Regions from separate parts of the Homo sapiens genome. Here region 2 is linked to region 1. The links are chromatin loops, found by intact Hi-C in ENCODE. Cell type or tissue: CD4-positive, alpha-beta T cell. All regions are shown on one strand. Each heading gives the region's core, and the rest is flanking DNA. Links, peaks and the distances in the headings are about the cores only. Region 1 overlaps LOC105375587 (a long non-coding RNA gene). Region 2 overlaps INSIG1-DT (INSIG1 divergent transcript).

Evidence for each region. Peaks named below come from ENCODE experiments on the same cell type or tissue, not always from the same donor. Only the 100,000 strongest peaks of a DNase experiment are listed, where the experiment ranks them.
Region 2: a loop joins it to region 1, with 2.5 times the contacts of the local background. A loop is called at or near these places in 13 of 110 quality-filtered maps.

The regions. Positions count from the first base shown.
Region 1 is chr7:155,228,299-155,238,494 of GRCh38, forward strand. LOC105375587 (a long non-coding RNA gene) reads right to left here. Exons shown (of 5, transcript XR_001745437.2): 5 at 9,971-10,196. Among named protein-coding and RNA genes, the nearest start is that of INSIG1, 64 kb to the right of the region's middle. RefSeq lists an enhancer at 345-1,258. In CD4-positive, alpha-beta T cell, for the core only: no CTCF peak of the experiment used is centred there; a DNase peak (open chromatin) is centred at 6,013.
Region 2 is chr7:155,286,466-155,295,961 of GRCh38, forward strand. It overlaps INSIG1-DT (INSIG1 divergent transcript), which reads right to left. Exons shown (of 2, transcript NR_183448.1): 2 at 2,131-2,399. Among named protein-coding and RNA genes, the nearest start is that of INSIG1, 6.7 kb to the right of the region's middle. RefSeq lists a cis regulatory region at 4,490-5,089. In CD4-positive, alpha-beta T cell, for the core only: no CTCF peak of the experiment used is centred there; DNase peaks (open chromatin) are centred at 4,796 and 7,746.

The sequences.
Region 1 (10,196 bases), core at 1,172-9,171:
CAAGGGACCTCCCTGAGTCCGGAGGGAAGAAGGGAGAAAAGTTCTGACCCCAGCCCTGCCCCCCACCTTCCAGCCCTGTCCTAGGTCTGCCAGCTGAGCTGTCCCAGCACCGTGCCCCGAGGCCCTAGAGCACATGCGGGCGACCAGCACTAAGTTAGAGGACCAACAACTCAGTGGCACACTGCCTTTCCCCCACCCTGGCCTCCTGATGGGGAAGACAAGAATAAGTAATCATGTTTGCTCACTTCCACCAGGGCTGGTGAGAAGCTCAGGAAAGCCAGGGGTGGTGAGCAATGTCTGGAGGAGGCGATGCTGTGGCAGCTGTTCCCGCATGGCAGCTGGCCGTGTCTCCCTCCTCCCATGGGGCCCGTCAGTGAGCACCGTCCCAAGAAAGAGGACAAGGCACCTAGGCCAGCCAAGGGGGGAGGGGAGAGCAATGAATCAGGGCCTCCTGGAGCCCGGAAGGGCTGAGGCCACAGCAGTCCTGGAGCCCTACATGGCGGGGATGTCAGGCTAAGGGCAGACATGATCTAAAAAACGAAAAGTGGAAGAAGAAAGAAAACCACGAGGTGAGCTTCCAGAGGCTGGGAATACGCCACTCCTGATAATAACAATAACACCAACCACCAGCAGCACATGTGCACACATGGCACGTCCCACTCTCCAAGCTCCTCACATGTGAAGTTCCTTCTTCCAAAGCCCCAGTCTCATTCTGCTCAAGCTGCCATGGGAAAGTACGTCGGACGGGGTGGCTTATGCAGCAGACGCCTGGGAGTCCAAGATCAAGGCGTCAGCAGGGCTGGCGTGGTGAGGGCTCTGCCTGAGGCTGCGGGGGCACCTCCTGCCTGTGTCCTCACCTGGCCTTTCCTCTGCCCACAGGAGAGAAGCAAGCAATGGTGTCTCTTTCACTCCTTATAAAGACACGACTCTACAGGGTTGGGCCTCCCCTGTGGCCTCACTTAAGCTTCATCCCCTCCCTACACACCCTGTCTCCATGTGCAGTCACACCGGGTTAGGCCTCAGCATAAGAGTATTGGGGGCATGCAGTCCAACCTCTAACAGCCCATTGGAGAGAGGCACAATCCTATTATTCAGCCCCTTTTACAGGTGAGGGCCTGAGGCCCAAGAAGTTCTTTCTTACCTAAGTAAGTGGCAGAGCCAGAACTCCAACTAAGGCAGTTTCTCTGTTAAAAATAAATAGTTTATAATCTCCAGAAGAGCGGCCTGTCATGGCAAGAGGTAGGTGTCAGTTTGGCTCAGAAGGGAGAGGTCCTGTGTTGATCTTCCTGTCCCACTTCTCGCATTTTCCAGCCTTCCTGTCTTTGCTAGGGCAGCTCCCTCCTGCTAGAAGGTTCTTCTCGATCATCTCTTTTCCCATTAAAATCTCATCATCTTTCAAGACCAGCTCAAGTGCTGCCTCCTCCAAGAAGTCCTCCTGATCACTCCTGGCAGAAGTCGCCTCCTCTATCTCTCAGAGCGTATTCCATCACAACGTTCCCACCTGGAGAGTGGAATTCTGTACATATGGATGGAGAAGCACTTGTTATGCTGGGAGATGAGACGCTTCACGAGCTACCTGCCTGCTAGATTGCATGTTGTCTCCTGACCTCAAGAGCTTGTTTTATGTGCAGAACACTAGACGTCTGATGATGCGAACACCGCTGGAACCCTCATTCTGTTAGACGGCAGGCCCGAAGAGCACACGCCAAAGTTGGTGGCCTAATCCTCTTGGCATCTGTTATAGTAAATGCATTTTCATGGGAACACAGCCAGGCCCATTTGCCCAGGTATCACCCACGGCTGCTTCTGCACTACAACAGCAGAGTTGCACAGCCACAAACCCTAAAATATTCACTGTCTGGCCCTTTCCTCATATTTACCCGCCCCTGCCCCAAACCCTCCACCACGCGGACCTGATTCCATGCTTCTGGCTCCCCAGGAGCGAAGCCGTAGATGGTGTCTCTTTCACTCCTTATAAAGATACAATTATACAGGGTAGGGGCCCCTCCCTGTGACCTCACTTAGCTCCCAGCTGACCCAATCAGCTCGCCTCCTCCACTGAGGGAACCCTGCCATTCTCGGAGGAGGGAGTGTCGTCTGACCAATACGCTGAGGAATGCCAGCTGTCCACAGGCTGCCATCTGATCCCTCACTCACAGAGGAATCCTTTGTGGAGGTCAGAGTCATTGATCATCATAAAAACAGTCACATTCTTGTGATCTTGGCAGTGCCTCACGAAACACAACCTACACCACATCACTCTTGAATGTTGTCTCATAGAAACTTGTGGACGGATTTTATTCTGTATTAAAAATGATAAAATGGAAGGTGTGGCATGTTACATAACTCTGCATCAGCTGCAGACCATCACTTTCTTTCTTTTTTTTTGAGACGGAGTCTCGCTGTGTTGCCCAGGCTGGAGTGCAGTGGCACAGTCTTAGCTCACTGCAACCTCTGCCTCCTGGGTTCAAGTGATTCTCCTGCCTCAGCCTCCCGAGTAGCTAGGATTACAGGCATGTGCCACCATGCCCAGCTAATTTTCATATTTTTAGTAGAGACAGGGTTTTGCCATGTTGGCCAGGCTGGTCTCGAACTGCTGACCTCAGGTGATCCACCCACCTTGGCCTCCCAAAGTGCTGGGATTACAGGCGTGAGCCACCTCGCCCGGCCCAGACCATCACTTTCATGTGTGGTTGCCAAAAAGCCTCAGTCGAAAAGAACATGTAGATTTACCTAAAGGCCCAGGAAAGGGGCCTGTTGAGGTGAATGATGATGGGCCTCCCAAGGGATGGTCCACCGTGCAGCCGTTACAAATCATGCTGGGGAAGGGAATTATGTATGAATCTTAGGTGGAAAAGGTTAGAAAAGATCCTATCTACCAGGAAAAGAAAGAAAACGTGGACTTAATAAGGTCATTATGCCGAGCAGGGGCTTTGGGAATGTGCTTGATCCCTTCACGGCTCTAGAACAGCTATTCCGCCCCAGACTCCCATCACAAAAACCGCATTCGGGGTCTGTTGCCCGCAGCACCCACAGTTATCCCGCCCCAGACTCCCATCACAAAAACCGCATTTGGCATCTGTTGCCTGCAGCACCCCATGGATCACCACACACGGCTGTTTCTTACATTGGCTCAAGTTTCAGGGATGAGTGTGGGCATGAGTGCCACGGGGAACGAGGTGTGCTCGAGCCTCCTGAGCACTACCTGAAGGAGACAGACCGACCAGTCCTCCCAGGTTTCCGTCTCGGCAGCGGCCGTCCATCCGGCTGGCCCGTCCATGCCCATGCCCATGCCCATGCCCATGTACTGGCGATTCCAAAGCTTCATTTTACGTGAAAATCACAGGGGAAAAGTGCAGCTTCCCTGGCCCCTGTTACCAGGGACTCTGATTCTGAGGGACCAGACTGGGAGTAGGTTCCTTCCTTAACAAGTCCTCCGGGATTCAGACGCTGGTGGCCCAGAGGCCACCCAAGAGACACTGCCGGGAGCCGGGCGGGTTCCCCCACATGGCAGGCCAGAGGTCTCACTCTGCACACATCTCTCCTTTCTGCTGTTAGAGTCATTCTTTTGTGGAAACAGCGGCCTGGGCTGGTCCCCATCACTGAGACAGAATCCATAGGCTCAGATGAGGCCTAAACAATGATACACCAGTCTCATCCACTCCACAGCACCGAATTTTCTGAGATTTAACGAGAGCCGACTCACTGGGAATATCTCCGGAGCAAGGAATTAAACGCCTGACCAGAGCCTCAAAGTGGAGGACAGAGGCCTCCACCCCTGGCTGCCCACTGCAGCTGCTTCGGCCAAGTCATGCGACATTTCTGTCTTGACCAGTGGAAACCCATGCAGTTGTTCCCTGTGGTCGAGGGAACAATGGCCCCAGAGACATCCACGTCTGGATCCCTGGAATGCGAGCCTGTGTCAGGTTCCATGGCAGAGGATGATGGTTGCTCATCGGTGGCCTTGAGACGAGAGATTCTCCTGGATCATCCAGTGGGTGAATGTCATCCCAGGTGCTTCTGGTGAGGAGGAAGGGAGAGGAGTCGGAGGAAGGGCTGCGCTGCCAGATACAGTCAGAGAGATGCTGCTGCAGCTGCAAGACAGAAGGGCCCAAGCCCAGTGAGGTGGCCATCCTCCAACCTGGAAAAGGCAAGAAAACGGGGGCTCCCCTGGAGTCCCCAGAAGGATGCAGTGTGCTGACACCTGGCCGTAGCCCAGTGAGACCCGTAGTGGACCTTTGAACCACAGAACTCTCGGATAATAAATTTGTGTTGTCTTAAGCCATTAAGTTTGTGGTAATTTACCATAATAGCAGCAAAAGAAAACTCCCACAGCCCTTGCCCACTTGAGGACCTGCTGCAAAGCTGGGAAGAGGAAGGAGGCAGGAGGCTTCGCTCCGTCCGTCCTTTCTGTTTTAGGGCCTGCACATTTTGTTGTTCCTTCTTGATTTCTATCCTTAATGATCACAGTGATTTGGGGTAATATGAGCATCAAAGTGCTTTTTTGCTGAAGACCTGTTTGCTTGTTGCCAGTTTTATAGTGACCCAATAGAATAAGACCAGTAAATTTATTGATGGCAGAAATTAGCCATGTCCTTAAACGCTTTCACAGGGCAGACAGAGACGTCTTAGTCTTCGTGGTGGAGTTGAGACCGAGGCAGTATCTTCAAAGGTGTATTAAGGTGCCTTTGTTGTCGGCTTTCAACGCCTCCTTTGAAGGACTCGCTCACTTCCCCGGCAGGTGAGTAAGCAGCTCACAGGGACCCCGTGAGCAAAGCCTGCAAGGGGCAGAGCCAGGCTGCAAACCCAGGCCCTGCACACGGCTCTCACGCTTCTGTCACACCACACCCAGAGCATCAGTGCCTCTAATCAACCAACATTTCAGTTCCTACGGTTCAAAATGGGCCTTACAGGACTTCAAAGCATCGATAATTCAGACATTTGCTTGGTAAATCCTCTATCATGGAATATGATGAAGGCAACTTCAGATCAACAAACTGGTGTCTGAATTATCACACATTCTGAAATCAGAGACGTCCAGTGAAAAGAGATTTGTCTAGTAAAAGTAATTCCAGATGTGTAACCCAAAGGACTCGTCTAGGAAGTTCCAGTGGGAAGGACTTTGCTGCTCTCCAGCACGAGTTATTTTCTCCCAGGACTTTTTCAGCCTGCCAGCCGTACACTTCCCAGACATTTCACCAAATGAAGAGAGAAAGGAAAACAAACAAACGAAAAGCTTTCTTTAAGTAGCTTTGAACTTTGCACTAGACAGATCCAAATTCATTGGCTTCTGCACTAAAGCTGTCTCCAAGACATCCCTGTTAGGTTCGTAACTAAATCGCCCACTAATATTTATGCTCTGTCTTAAACAAAGGAAATAGGAGCTGTTGTCAAGGACACGGTGGGGCAGGCAAGGCGAGCCGGTTTCTGGTGCAGACACAGCCCAGAGACAAGCTTCAAAAGGACAGCTCTGCCTGGGCCCTCAGAGACGCGCAGCTGCGTCAGCGTGGACTCTGGGTGGTGCCGGATTGTGGATAATTTGAGGGAATGCACAGCACATTAAGGAGGCTGGGAATGCCGAGGGTCTGGTGGGCCAGGGTCTCTGAGCCCGACGTCCTCTCAGCCACCGTTCAGCCTGACCCAGGACAGGCCTCCACCCTCCCATGCGCTCGACTTCTCACTCAGCAGAGACACGCAGCTTCAGCCAGTGCAGCAGCACCACGCAGCTTCAGCCAGTGGGCAGCACGTGGGCAGCAGGACCACGTGCCCACCAGATGCCTAGTGTGGTACGTCTTGGTCATAAATTAGATCCTTAAACAAAAATGTAAGTATACAAAACCACGGCCTCACCCCAAAACGCCCAGAAGGCAAACACACTCTCAGCCGAATGGCCTTCTGACCGAGAGCCCTTTTGCGGCTGTTACCCCATTTGATGTTTAGAACAATCCCAAGAGGCAGCTGTGGCATGGGCATCAGTCAGGGCTCCACTGGAGGGCACTGAACCACAAGGAACCAGGGCCAGGGCCTCAACCATCCAGCAAGGTGGCCTTGGGGGAACACACGAGGATGACAGCCGGGAGACTTCAGTCCAAGTCTCTGCTCTGTCCCTTCATCCCCAGACCTGGCTTTTCTTATCTGTAAAATACATGGAGGGCCTGCGGTGGTGTAGACACAGCATGAGAACACTGCTTCTCAAGTTTTATTGCATGTTTTTTAAAAGGCAATATCCCAGACCCTATGTCCAGCGTTTTGTTTTGTTTTGTTTTGCTTTTTGACAGAGTCTCACTCTGTCGCCCAGGCTGGAGTGCAGTGGCCTGATCTCGGCTCACTGCAAGCTCCACCTCCCAGGTTCACACCATTCTCCTGCCTCAGCCTCCCGAGTAGTTGGGACTACAGGCGCCCGCCACCAAGCCCGGCTATTTTTTTTGGATTTTTTAGTGGAGACGGGGTTTCACCGTGTTAGCCAGGATGGTCTCGATCTCCTGACCTCGTGATCCACCCGCCTCGGCCTCCCCAAGTGCTGGGATTACAGGCGTGAGCCACCGCGCCCAGCCATCCAAGGGTTTTGATGACTATTTCTGAGATGAAACCTAGAAATCCATATTTTAGCAAGCTTCTAGGCACTTCTGACACAGGTGGTTCAGACTACTGTCAAAACCTGGAAACTTTGGAGAGCAAAAGTGAGGTGATTAATGATTAAACTGGGGCAACAGCATAGCCTGAGGCTGACGTGGGCAAGTTTCAATGGAAGGTCACGCGAGGGCCGGCCATGCTTTCGGAAGACGTTCCTCTGTGTCATTGGAGGAGCAGCGTTGGCTGATCTGGTCAGGGATTGCACTCATGCCTGTCATAAACATCAGAAGAGGGTTTACTGTCAGCTGTGGATTAAAACTCAAAGGCCAGAGATCAGGCTACTGTTCTTCTTCCCCATGAGTGCAAATGCTTTTCCCCTGCATCAGTTGGCTCCAATAGGCTGATTCTTTTAAGGGTCAAAGTCCCACACTCTCCTTTTTATTATTACCCTGTTTCCTAAACGAATAAGAAGCAACAGCACATTTGAGTCACCTTTTATCATCCTAAGATGCCGCTCTTTAGTTTCTCTTTGGGGCACAGCCAACCGTGTCCAATATCCATTCTGCCTGTCCTCCTCAGTAAGGAAAAACCGAGTTTGAGCTCTCTCTGTGGCCATCTGGAATCAAGATTCTGTTTCCCAGCTCCTCATGCAGTGAATTGTGGCCACGTCGAAGTTCAGGACATGGGATGGAAGTAGACTTGGCCTGGGCACCTTCTTGGAAGTGCTCCAAAAGAGAAGGGCATAATCTTTCTTGCCCTCCTTCCTCCCTGTTGGCTAGAATAGGAATGTAAGAGCTGGCACCCTGGCAGCTCTCCTGGGCTATGAGCAACCTTGGGAATGGAATCCAAGCACAGTGGAACAGAGGGCTAAGGAGGAACCCAGTTCCCTGCCCCAGGGGCACGTTTCAGCCAAGGATGTAATGTTTCCAGGCCTCCTAGCTGTGACAGAGAAGTCTTATATCCTTTACACAATGCTGTTAGTTGGAATTATCCTTTGCTTGCTGTCATAACTAATTCTGACAGACACACCTTGCCTGTTCCCTCTTCTGTCAGCCAAGGCTGGGGAACAGAACAGAAAATCACGATGCCGCTGCGGGAGCAAGAGATACCAGGGTGGTCACGGGAAGAGATCCACCGGGGCAGGTTCCCAGAATTCCTTTTCTCCACCATAATTCCACGCATCAGCCATTGTATGAGGCATCTGTCATATAAGCTCAGTCACTGGAGATGAAGGCACTTCACAAATTCAACGCCTTTTGCAAATGTACCCACTGTCTCTCTCAACAGCTGTGCTAGGTGGCCCGGCAGGGACAGTAAATGCACTGGGCGCTGAGATGAAGCTCCCTGTTCACCATTGGCGGGCACGTGCTCGGTGTTTCACTGTGCGTGGAGAATGCCAGGCTGCCATGTAAGCATCTGAAGGAGGCAAAGCGACTCTACCCTATCACCTCCGGGTCCAGCATCACTGAGGATCCCCCCAAGTGTGGCTCCTGTGGTGACACCCAGACTCACCACCTCAAACGACCCCACCTCTGAAACCATCAGCTCTAACTTCACCTCCGTGCTTCTAGGCCCACCGAGGCCCCTAGCACCCCCTCAGCCCACTCTAGCTTCACTTCCTCTCCAGCCTTTCCCAGAGTCCCCGGCCCAGCACCGAGGGCTCTCCTGCACCCTGCCCTGTGCACATCTCCATGCCACACAGGTCTGTTCCGGCACCTGCCCGCCTGCCACCGCCTTACCCTGGTGTTCCCAGAACTCCTAGAGAAAGCTTCAGTCACAAGGGTGCCACTGCCATCCCTGCTCCAGCCCAGGGCTCACGGCGCCCAGCAGTGCTGCTGCCATCCTCAGAGAGCTGTTCTGCCCTCCTGCCCCAGGCTGCCAGGCCTCTGCCCACTTCAGCTGGAGCAACAGGGCTTCCCCTGGTGCACAGAGCTAACGAGAAAGCCAGAGTGAATCCCACATTCAGCCTTCCTACGCCTCTCTCTGTCCCTATGTCTACCTCTGTCTCTCTGTCTCTATCTCTCTCTGTCCCTCTCTGTCTCTGTCCCTCTCTCTTTCTCTCTTGCTTGCTCTGTCTCTCTGTCTCTGTGTCTGTTTCTGTCTCTGCCTGTCTCTCTGTCTCTCTGTCTCTGTCTCTCACACACCCCTCCACTCCACCCTATCTGTGCCCCTCGCCCCTCAGTGGCCCGGGCCCCCCTCTTCTTCTGCTTGTAGCCACCCCCTCCTACCAGCTGGGTCCTGCCCCATTTCCTCCAGGCCCTTGGTCCATTGATTCTCTTTTAACTCTAGCCTATCCCTTTCAATTTATTATTTTTAATAAGCAGAGAAAGATTCCCAAGACTTTAATCTTAAAAAGAAAAGAAAAGAAAAAATTCTAACCTAGAAACACATCCCCCTAAATGTGGCCCTGTGACTCCCTCCCAGCTCAGGCAGCCAATCCTCCAGAAACTCCCCTCAAGGGCTGGCTTCCTCCCGTCTCTGATTTCCTGTCCCTGCAAATCTTCCCCCCAAGGGAGCCAGGGTGCTGCTGGGCACCTCTCTAATGTGCCTTCTCGGTGGCATGAGACACAGCCAGGCACCCTCCCTGAGGGCGGTCTCCTCTATGACTGAGTCTCTCTGGCTTCTTGTCCTGTTTTGCCACCTGCTCTCCTCCTGGCTCTGTCTTCACTGATTCCCTGAAAGCAGAGCCTGAGCCCGAGCTTCTCTCTGCTGCCCACTGGGGAGTCCCAAGGAGGGGTGGGGAAGGCCAGGAGGCTGATTAGGCAAGTATGCAGAGTCGGGGTCCCCAACCGGCCACTGAGGGCTCCAAACACAGCTGGCTGTGCCCTCTCACAGGGCTGAGAGCCCCCATGAGCTACTGAGGCCCAAGGTGGCCCATCAAAAGGACAAAGGGAGGAGAGCTCCTCACCATCCTTAGTCCAAGGCCCACTCCTGGGACTCTTCAGTAGCACCACTGAAGAGTGCTGGGTGCATCCCAAATCCGCAGCAGCAGTGAGCACGGGGCAGAAGCAGCCAGCACCTGGGGCCTGAGGCACATACTGTGTGCTGTGCCCCAGGGCTCCCAAGACCAGATCACCTCGGTGGTGTCTGGGGTGACTTGCGGGGCCAAGAGTCCAGGAGACAAGTGAAGGCTGAAAGGGCCCAGGGCAGGGCCAAGGGGTGTCTCCCCATGAATAGTAACAGGCCCAGGCCCTGCCCCCGTTCTTCCTGCCCATGCTAGTCTCTCAGCTCCACATTCATATGTGCCATCCACAGAGACCTCAGCTTCACATGTCAGAAACTAGGCTCAGGACGGTGGTTCCCACAAAACTTAGAAACAGAAGTGTCAAAACTAGCTCGGTCGGGGAGACCCTAACCCAGCGGTGCTGGAGGAATTAAAGACATACTCACAGAAATATAGACGTGGGAAGTGGGAAATCAGGGGTTTCACAGCCTTCAGAGCTGAGAGGCCCGAACAGAGATTTACCCACGTGTTTATTAACAGCAAACCAGTCATCAGCATTGTTTCTATAGATGTTAAATTAACTAAAAGTATCCCTTACGGGAAACGAAGGGATGGACCGAATTAAAGGAATAGGTTGGGCTAGTTAACTGCAGCAGGAGCATGTCCTTAAGTCACAGAT
Region 2 (9,496 bases), core at 1,109-9,108, 58 kb after region 1:
GGGCTCCATCTAATCAGCTGCCACGGCGGCTAGAATATAAAGCAGGCAGAAAAATGTGAAAACAGACACTGGCTTAGCCTCCCAGACTACATCTTTCTCCCGTGCTGGATGCTTCCTGCTCTTGAACATCAGACTCCAAGTTCTTCTGTTTTGGAACTGGGACTGGCTCTCCTTGCTCCTCAGCCTGCAGACGGCCTATTGTGGGACCCTGTGATTGTGTGAGTTAATACTTAATAAACTCCCCTTCATATATATGTATCTATTCCATTAGTTCTGTCCCTCTGGAGAACCCTGACTAATACACCGCCGTGCTGTTTTCTGGAGCAGCTGCATCATTTCACATTCTCACCAACAGCACACAAGGGTTCCAATCTCTCTACGCCCTCATCAGTGCGTGTTCTTTTCTGGTTTTTGTTTTTACAATACCCATCCTAAAGGGTGTGAAGTGACGACCCACTGTGGTTTTGATTCGCATTTCCCTGCTGACTGGTGAAGCTAAGTGCCTTTCCATGTGCTTGTGGGCCACCTGCACTGTCTTCTTTGCTCTTTCCATGTTTTGTCCATGTTATTGTTGAAATCTGCTGTGGCCCGGGCCCCCAAACACCCGGCTGCCTTCCTACTAGTGCCTGTTCCATGTCACCGTAGGTCTATGGTACACCCATTCCTCTTCCCCATCCTCTGGCTGTCCCCCTGCCCTGCCTACCCCTCCCCAGGGCCCATGGTGGAGCTTGATGGCAGCCTCATCCTCCAGACCCCAGCTGGAGCCTCTGCACCGCCTGTGCTGCTCTAAGGAATCACAGGCGCCTTCCCACCGTCTCCATCCCAGGCCGTCTTTATCCCTCTTCATCCCATCCCGTAGGGTCCTGTCCCCTGTCCCTCCACCACACACAAGCCTGGCTGCAAAACAGGATGTGGCTTTTCCACATTTCCTCTTTCTTGCTAATCTTGAACAGGGGCACGAATAAAGATTTTTCTGCCAATAACTACAGAGAAACTAACAAAAGATTTTAAAAACAACAGGCAAGGGGAAGTCACGAACACCGCACAGTCCTGCAAGCTTCTTAGAGTCCTTGTCGTCACGAACACCGCACAGTCCTGCAAGCTTCTTAGAGTCCTTGTCGTCACGAACACCGCACGGTCCTGCAAGCTTCTTAGAGTCCTTGTCGTCACGAACACCGCACGGTCCCGCAAGCTCCTTAGAGTCCTTGTCGCCAGCCCAGGGCCCTTGGCTCACTTCTGAGGAGGTGAATGGAAGCCACGGTCTTCCCGCCTTTAGTTCTGCGAACAGGGTCCACTGACCCCACCCGTCTCCTGGGAGCTGCCAGGTGGAAGATGATCACCTGTTTCTTCCTCGAAAGCCCTGGGCCTGAAGAGCTATGCAGTGGGGACGGTGAGTTCTGCTCTCTCAGAGATGCTCCAGGTCGTGCGACTCAGCACAATGGTCATAGCCTCCCACCAGTGGGCACCTTTGTCTTGGGGTCTGTGGTAAGAGAAGCCACATGAGACCACCATATTCCACCTCTGAGCTCTCCAGCAAGGCCTCCTCCCATCCCACCAATGCAGGCCTCTGCCACACTGTGTCCTCCCTGCCCAGGGTCAGCAGTGGCCCTGGTCTCGGGCCATCCTGATCTCCAGTCTGTGGCTGGTCATCTTCCAGCACAAATACCAAGCGTGCGCTGCTCCTGAGTTCCAAAGACTTCCCATTGTCCCCAGCAGCACACCCCAGGGGCGCACAAAATGTTTCCAGGAAAATATTCAGCTTTGCTACTACTCAGCAGACGGGGGGACCGTGGCACCCCCGGCCTCAGCCAGACCGTCCGCTGCACACCTGCATGGCACTGACTGAACATGACGTGTCCGATCAACACGGGGCCATGCCTCCGAGAACGCGACTGCAGCTCTCCCTGCACCTCTGTCCCATCTTCAGCTACAGAACCGGAGCTCCATACGCGGGCCTGGGGGTCATCTGAATGTAAACTTCACTTTAGAGTCACCATACTCTCATAATCTACACTGTTTTAATAAAATCTTAGTAATTCTCTGTAAGGAGATGACGAGTGACCATGGAAATATTTCATCTCGTGCAGGGTCTCATTGTTTATCTCATGGCAAAATATACTTTTTTAATGGTTGGATGTAAACATGAACTCAAACACGTTTTATTTATTAAGATACAACCTGAACCACAAAAACAAGGAGATCAAAGATGAAGTGGCTTAGACAGAAGTTTCAGTCTCTCTCCCCAGACTGTCTGGAGGTGAGTGGATGGCGCTTCATGAGGTTGCTGGGGACCCCTGTCTGCTGGGTCTCTTGCTCTGTTGTCCTGTTACGACACGCGGTGCATGGCATGGCACATGGTCGGCATGGTAGATGCTGGGTTGCTGCCACACCCACACTCCCTGCTGGAGGAAAAAACAGAGATCAAGAGGGAGTCCAGGGAAGCGCCTTCATCTTCAGAGAGTGACTGGGAGTTGCAAACAACCCACCTGCCCACTGCCCACTGGCCCAAATTTAGGCTCATGGCCACACCAACCGCTGAGAAGTTCAGTCTAGCTGGTGCCCAGTCTTTAGCTGGTTCGGCTAAAATTCAAGAGGCTCTGTAATTAAATATCTATTTATAATATATCATGTAGTGCATATAAGATATGAGGACAGCTATATATATATATATATGTAGTAAATACATTGATATATGTATTGGGGAGAACAAGGTAAACATCAGCCAACTGAAACAGATGATCAAAAAAGACTTAGCCACACCAGCTCCCGGGACAAAGGCTAAGCTGCTTAGCCTGTCCCCAGGCTTCAGCCCAGCTGACTTCTCCACTCTGTCTCCCACGTGCTCAGAATCCCCCGAGGGCCTCACGCCTCTGCGCAAGTTGTTCCTCTGCTGGAATGGCTTTGCTCCTTCTCTGGGTGACAAATTCATCTTTCGAGACTGAGCTCAAATGTCACATCTCCTGAGAGGCATTTTCTAATTGTCCCTCTTCTGTGTTTCCATAGCACCGCCTGTCTATGAATTTCTATGATAAAAATCACCAAAATGCATCGAAATGATGTTTTCATGTCTGTGGTAGGCAGAATATCAGTCCGCTCCCAAAAGTCCACAGTCTAATCCCTGGAATTCGTGAATGTGTGATGTTACATGGTGAGGGGACTTTGCAAACTCGATTAAAGATCCTGGGATGAGGAGATTCTGCTGGTGTCTAAGCCCATGCGGGGAGCTCTAACAAAGTACCAGCGACTGGGCTTATAAACAGCAGATATTCATTTCTCACAGTGCCGGAGGCTGGAAGTCCAAGCTCAGGGCACTGGGAGACAGTGTCTGGCGAGGGCCACTTTCTAGTTCAGAGATGGCGCCTTCTCCTGCATCCTCACATGGTGAAGGGGCCAGGGAGCTCTCTGGGGCTCTCTCTTCAGGGCCCCGACCCCATTCACAATGGCTCCACCCTCATGACCTCAGCACCTCCCAAAGGCCCCACCTCCTGGCACCATTGCCTTGGGGTGCGGCTTTCAACGTATGAATTTGGGAGGACACAGACACTCAGCTCATACTACCTGGGTTATTCAGGCAAGTCCCACCTAACTCCAGGCCCTTCGAAGTGAGCAGGAGGCCAGAGTGATACCACGACAGGGCCATGAGCAGGGAAGGCAGGCAGCCTCTGGGTGCTGGGAAGGGCGAGGGAACAGACCCCCTGGAGTCTCCAGAAGGAACCCAGCCTGCCAGCGCCTTGATCTTACTGCAGCGAAACCCAGTTCAGGCACCCAACCCCCAGAGCTCTGAGATGACACATGCGTGCTGTGCAGGGCCACCGTGTTTGTGGTCATTTGTCACAGCAGTGCCGGGAGCCTCCTCCTAGGTCCTTCTCCCCCATTAGTTTGTGAGCAGCTCCAGGACCATGCAGCAAGAGCCCTTGTGTATCTCTAGCACAGTGCCTGGGGCACAGCAGGAACTCCAGGGGTGAGAGCAATGGGGGTGCGGGGAGCCCAGCTATGGACTCAGGGAGGCTGGATCTGAACCCCTGCTCTGCCCCTCAGCATTGTCACAGCTTTGAGCACATTGCTTGCTTCAGGACTCCATTTCTTCACGTTCTTCACCAGATAGAGAGAACACTCATCTTTCAGGTGCCGTGAAATTGAGTAACACAGATTATATGGTGTGTCTATATTTTGGGTGGTAGCCACCGACCGTGGGGCCAAGGCCTGACATGACCACACAGGTGGCAAGCCCCTGGCCCCTCCGCCCCTCACTCCTTCCTGCTCCATGCTCCACATCCCTCCCAGTCCCGGAGGACAGAAGGCTGAAAGCAAGGTGTTTCCAGGCCCTGCTCCCTGTGAGAGCCCTACGGGACAATCCTTCCTTACTCCTTCCGGCCTCTGGTGGCTCCCAGCAAACCATGGCGCATGTCCGCCTCCGTCCTCACACGGCTTCTCCTGCATGTCTGTCTCTGGGTCTCACCTCCTCTTCTTAGGAGGAAACAGTCATGTTGGATTTGGGCCCACCCTACTCCAGTGGGAACTCATCTTAACTCATTACATCTCCAAAGACTCGATTTCCAAATAAGGTCACATTCTGAGGTTCCCAGAAGGACATGAATTTGGGGGCACACCATCCCACCCAGTGCACCCCCTCTGCCACTGCTATCTGCTGCCTTCACTCCCCAGGGACTCAGACACCTGACACACAGTCTGTCTCCATATCCCAAACCTGTCATTGTGCTGAGGACTTCGTCCCACTCAAGCATGACTCATCCAAGGCCTCGCCTCTGGGTTCCCTGACCTCCTTGGCCCTGGTGACTCACTCCACACCACTCCAGCCACCCAATCCCAGGCTCATCGTGGGGACTGCCACCCTCTGCAGTGGCTCTCCCCTGACGCCATGTGCCCACACAGCCTCCTCCTGCCCAGGCTCTCGCCTTCAGATCACCCATCCAGTAATGAATCTGTGGGAGCTTGGGTTGCATTAATCAATGAATATTGCTACCCTTGTAGGGCCAATACCCAGTGTTCACATAGGGCAAGCCTCTACACACTGACCCTTCCCTCTGTGGGGCCCTCTTCCTCCCGGCATACTCCTTTCACCTCCATTTCACCTGACCCAGGTTCCATGACGCCACCAGCCGCCTGCCGCTAACCTGCCCTCCACTGCTCCATTGCCCCTCCTTGGCACCACCAGGAAAAAACCAATTCTAGAGGCCCCTCGAATGCTCTGCCATTGCTACCCAGCCTGGAGTGTCGTAGAGAAGAACTCCCACGCCACCCTGCAGATTGGGCCCTGTGAAGTCGCCATCACAAACCTCCACCAGGCACTCCACACCAAAGGGTTTACACTCCCAGTTTCCAATCGCTCCTGTCTCCCTCTTAACTCAGGAGCTCTCCTCCTTCTTCAGAAATGACAGAAACTTCCTGAGGGGAAGGCGACCCCACCACACCGCCCCCATCTCTCCCACCTACTTCCTCAGTAGAGGGTGTGCCTGCCCAGGAATCCCCACTAGGATTGGTCCTAGACACCAATCTCCTCCTCTAATCTTCTCCTCAGGGACCTCACTCTCCACTGCCTGCTCTCACTCCCTCTTCTTCAGTCTTTCTTTATTTTATTATTATTATTTTTGAGACAGAGTCTCACTCTTGTCACCCACGCTGGAGGGCAATGGAGCAATCTCGGCTCACTGCAACCTCCACCTCCTGGGTTCAAGCGATTCTCCTGCCTCAGCCTCCCGAGTAGCTGGGATTACAGGCATGTGCCACCACGCCTGGCTAATTTTTGTATTTTTAATACAGACGGGGTTTCACCATGTTGGTCAGGCTGGTCTCGAACTCCTGACTTCGTGATCCACCTGCCTCAGCTTCCCAAAGTGCTGGGATTACAGGCGTGAGACACCACGCCCTGCCCTTCTTCTTCAATCTTTCTACTGGGTCCATCAGCGTTTATATTTGTTCACGTCTCTCATTTTTTAAAACAAAACAGGCTGGGCGCCGTGGCTCATGCCTGTAATCCCAACACTTTGGGCGGGCAGATCACCTGAGGTCAGGGGTTCAAGACCAGCCTGGCCAACATGGTGAAACCCTGTCTCTACAAAAATACAAAACTTAACCGGGTGTGGTGGCAGGTGCCTGTAATCCTGAGTGGGAGGCTAAGGAGGGAGAATCCCTTGAACCAGGGAGGTGGAGGTTGCATGAGCTGAGATCGAGCCACTGCACTCCAGCCTGGCTGACAGAGCAAGACTCTGTCTCAAAATAAACAAACAAACAGACAGACAAACTAAACTCTTTCCCCATCACTCTCTCCTCCAGCTTCCATCATCTCTCCCCTCCTTCTCACAGCCAGACCCCTTCCAGAGGGATCTTCACTGGCAGCCTCATTTTCCTTGTCTCCTTATCTCATGGAAGCGCAGCTTCCCCCGTGACTCAGGCCACTCACACCGAGCTTCCTGCTGACCACATCACAGGACCCCCAGACATGATTGGTCTCTGTCTTGCATGCCATGGCTGCCACTTTCTCCTTTCCAGAACATCCCCCCCCCGGATTTCTTGGTCGCACACTTTCTTCCTATCTTACTGGACCTTCTGCCACTGCCCCTGGCAGCCCCTTTCCTCTGCTCCAGCCTCAGGGCTGTACGAGGCACACTGACTTCTCATCCTACACAGTCTGCCTTGGCCCACCCTCCACTCCAATGCAGAGTCACCATCTGCAGTGGTCTCTGCGATGGATTCACCAACAGCTCTTCACATTGGAGGGTCATCTCTCTGCCAATCATAACTGTTCTACTCCCCTTTCCAGTGATCAATATAGGCATGGACAGTCTGACCAACTTGACTTGCAGAAGCAGCTCTGGGGTCTTCTTACCACTTGGGGCTCTGAGGATGAGTCCACTGTTGGCTGTGGAATCTGGTTGTCCCATCAGCCGCAGCGTGGGGCTGAGTATAGTCATGTGTCGCGTAACAACGAGCATGTATTCTGAGAAATGCATTGTTAGGAGATTTTTCATGCAGACACCATTGAGTGCATTTACATAAATTGAGACAGTAGAGCCCACTACACACCTAGGCTGGAGGGCATTCCTCGTACACCTGTGCAGCATGTGACTGTACTGCATACTGTGGGCAAGTGGAACCCAATGGCGAGGATGTGTGCATCTACACATATCTAAACGTAGAAGAGGTGCAGTAAACATATGGCATTACATGGGCCCACCATCGTATATGCAGCCTATCACTGATGGAAATGTCATCGTGCAGTGTATGACTGTATTAGAATCAGGAAAACTGAAAGAGTTAATGAAGGAGGGGTAAACTGGGGCCAGTAAGAGACGGAAGATAGAGAGCTACCAGATGCATTTCTTTTCTTTCTTTTCCCCCAAAGGACTGTTCTTGCAAGGCATGGTGGGTCTCCACAGCCTGTACAGAAGGTACCCTGTGTGACTAGCAACCACATGTCACGCAACAGCCATGGTCGGCTCAGTGAGGTGACCCTCACCATAGCTTCTCCTTCACTGCTTCACTCACCTCTTTCCCTCACTCTTGGGGGATTGTGCTTTCATGGCAAGTAAGCTAAGGCACTTCCCTTCATAGACAAACACTATTCTGCTTTTGAAAACGATGACATACCACTTCACATCCACTGAGATGGCTAGAATCAAAAACTCAAGGAATAACAAGTGTTGGCAAAGATGTGGAGAAATCAGAACCCTCATACCCTGCTGATGGAGGTTTAAAATCATGCAGCTGCTTTGGAAAAAGTCCAGCAGTTCCTCAAATGATTAAACATAGAGTTACCATGTGACCCAGCAAGTGCACTCCTAGTAACTCCACCCAAGAGAAATGAAGAGCTACACCCACATGGATGAGCTTGTGCACATTTATAGCAACATCATTCGTAATAGCCGAAAAGTGAGAACAACCCAAACGTCCACTAGCTGGTGAACGGATAATCAAAATGTGGCCTCTCCATACAATGGAACATTATTCAGCCATAAAAAGGGATGAAGTGCTGACATATGCTATGACATGGATGAACCTTGAAAACATTATGTCAACAAAGCCAGTCACAAAACATCACATATTATACGATTCCATTCATACGAATGTCCAGAACAGGAAATCCATAGAGACAGGAAGTAGATCAGTGGTTGCCGTGGGCTGGGGGTGGAAGTCGGGATAAGGAGGCAATAACTAAAGCATATGAAGGTCTTTTCTGGGGTGATGAAAATGTTCTAAAATGGACTGTGATGATAGTTGTACAACTCTGTGAATACACAAAAAAACACTGAATTCACCGTTTAAATGGGTGAATTGCACAATGCATGAATTCGCCCTCACTAAAGCTATTAAAAAATGGCGTAGTCTGTATTGATTGCCTTTAAAAGACGTTCATGATCACTTAATAACTGGTTCCACTAATGTGAAGTTGATCCTATTTGTGTTTTTTTAAACACATTTATGGATAGAAAAAATATTTGGAAATACATACCTCAAAATGTTAACAATGGTCATCTCTAGTTGGTAGGATTATAGACTATTTCTTTAAAATATATTTTTCCACGATGTTTTACAATGAGCATGTGATGCTTTTATATGAAAAAATATATATTTGGTAATCTACTTTATCTTAAGAATATTTCTTACAAATGGTTATTAATGTTATAATAAAAAGAACAGTAAGAACAGACTAAAGGCAAGATTGCTCACTACGTGACACCTCCCAGTCTTTAGGCCTTTATGAGTGCATGATTCTTCCGTATCCGAAAGAGCTACAGCCGTCCTGTGCTCCCTTCCGCCAGCCTGTTCAGTACAGAGGCCACCAGTCTGAGGGTTACTTAGTGATCTGGGAAGGCACGGCGAGGTGTTTAACTCAACAATAGTCAACTCCCCTAGAGTAAGGCCACATCTGTGATGATTTCTGTATTGTGGGGCAATTAAGAACTAAACGGTGCCATCATGAGCAGATTTCCCTAAATGCTGAACTCAGAGTGGCTGACAGGGGCTGAAGAGAATGAACCCCATTATCTTCAACACACGGCCCACGATTAGCAGGGAAACAAAATCAACAACAGCTTTGCTTGAGGATAAGCAAATTTCAACCCCTGAAAATCTTGGAATGTGGTTACTGATATGGAGGCTCGGTCTTCAAAGGGGGTATTCAAGGGGGTAAACTCAAACTCTCCCACTGTCTTTACCCCAGGCTGCATTTCTTCATGGGGCCAGACTCCACAGGCACCTGGGCAAACACACATTGGGAACGCAGTGACAATCTCTACCTACGACTCAGAGGCCACGCTGGAGGCCCTCAGCAGGAACCCCACGGGCAACCTTCCCACATTCCCACGGGACATCTTGGTCGGTGTAAGTGCAACAGCCACAGAGCCACAGGGTGCCTCTATGACTCCAGGATCTTCCATGGTTCATAATGTCCCAGTACAGATGAGAGGAGGGACAGAGTCAGAGAGGCTGGGTTGTATGAACACTGGTTTATTAGGTAGATAGGAAAAGAAGAATG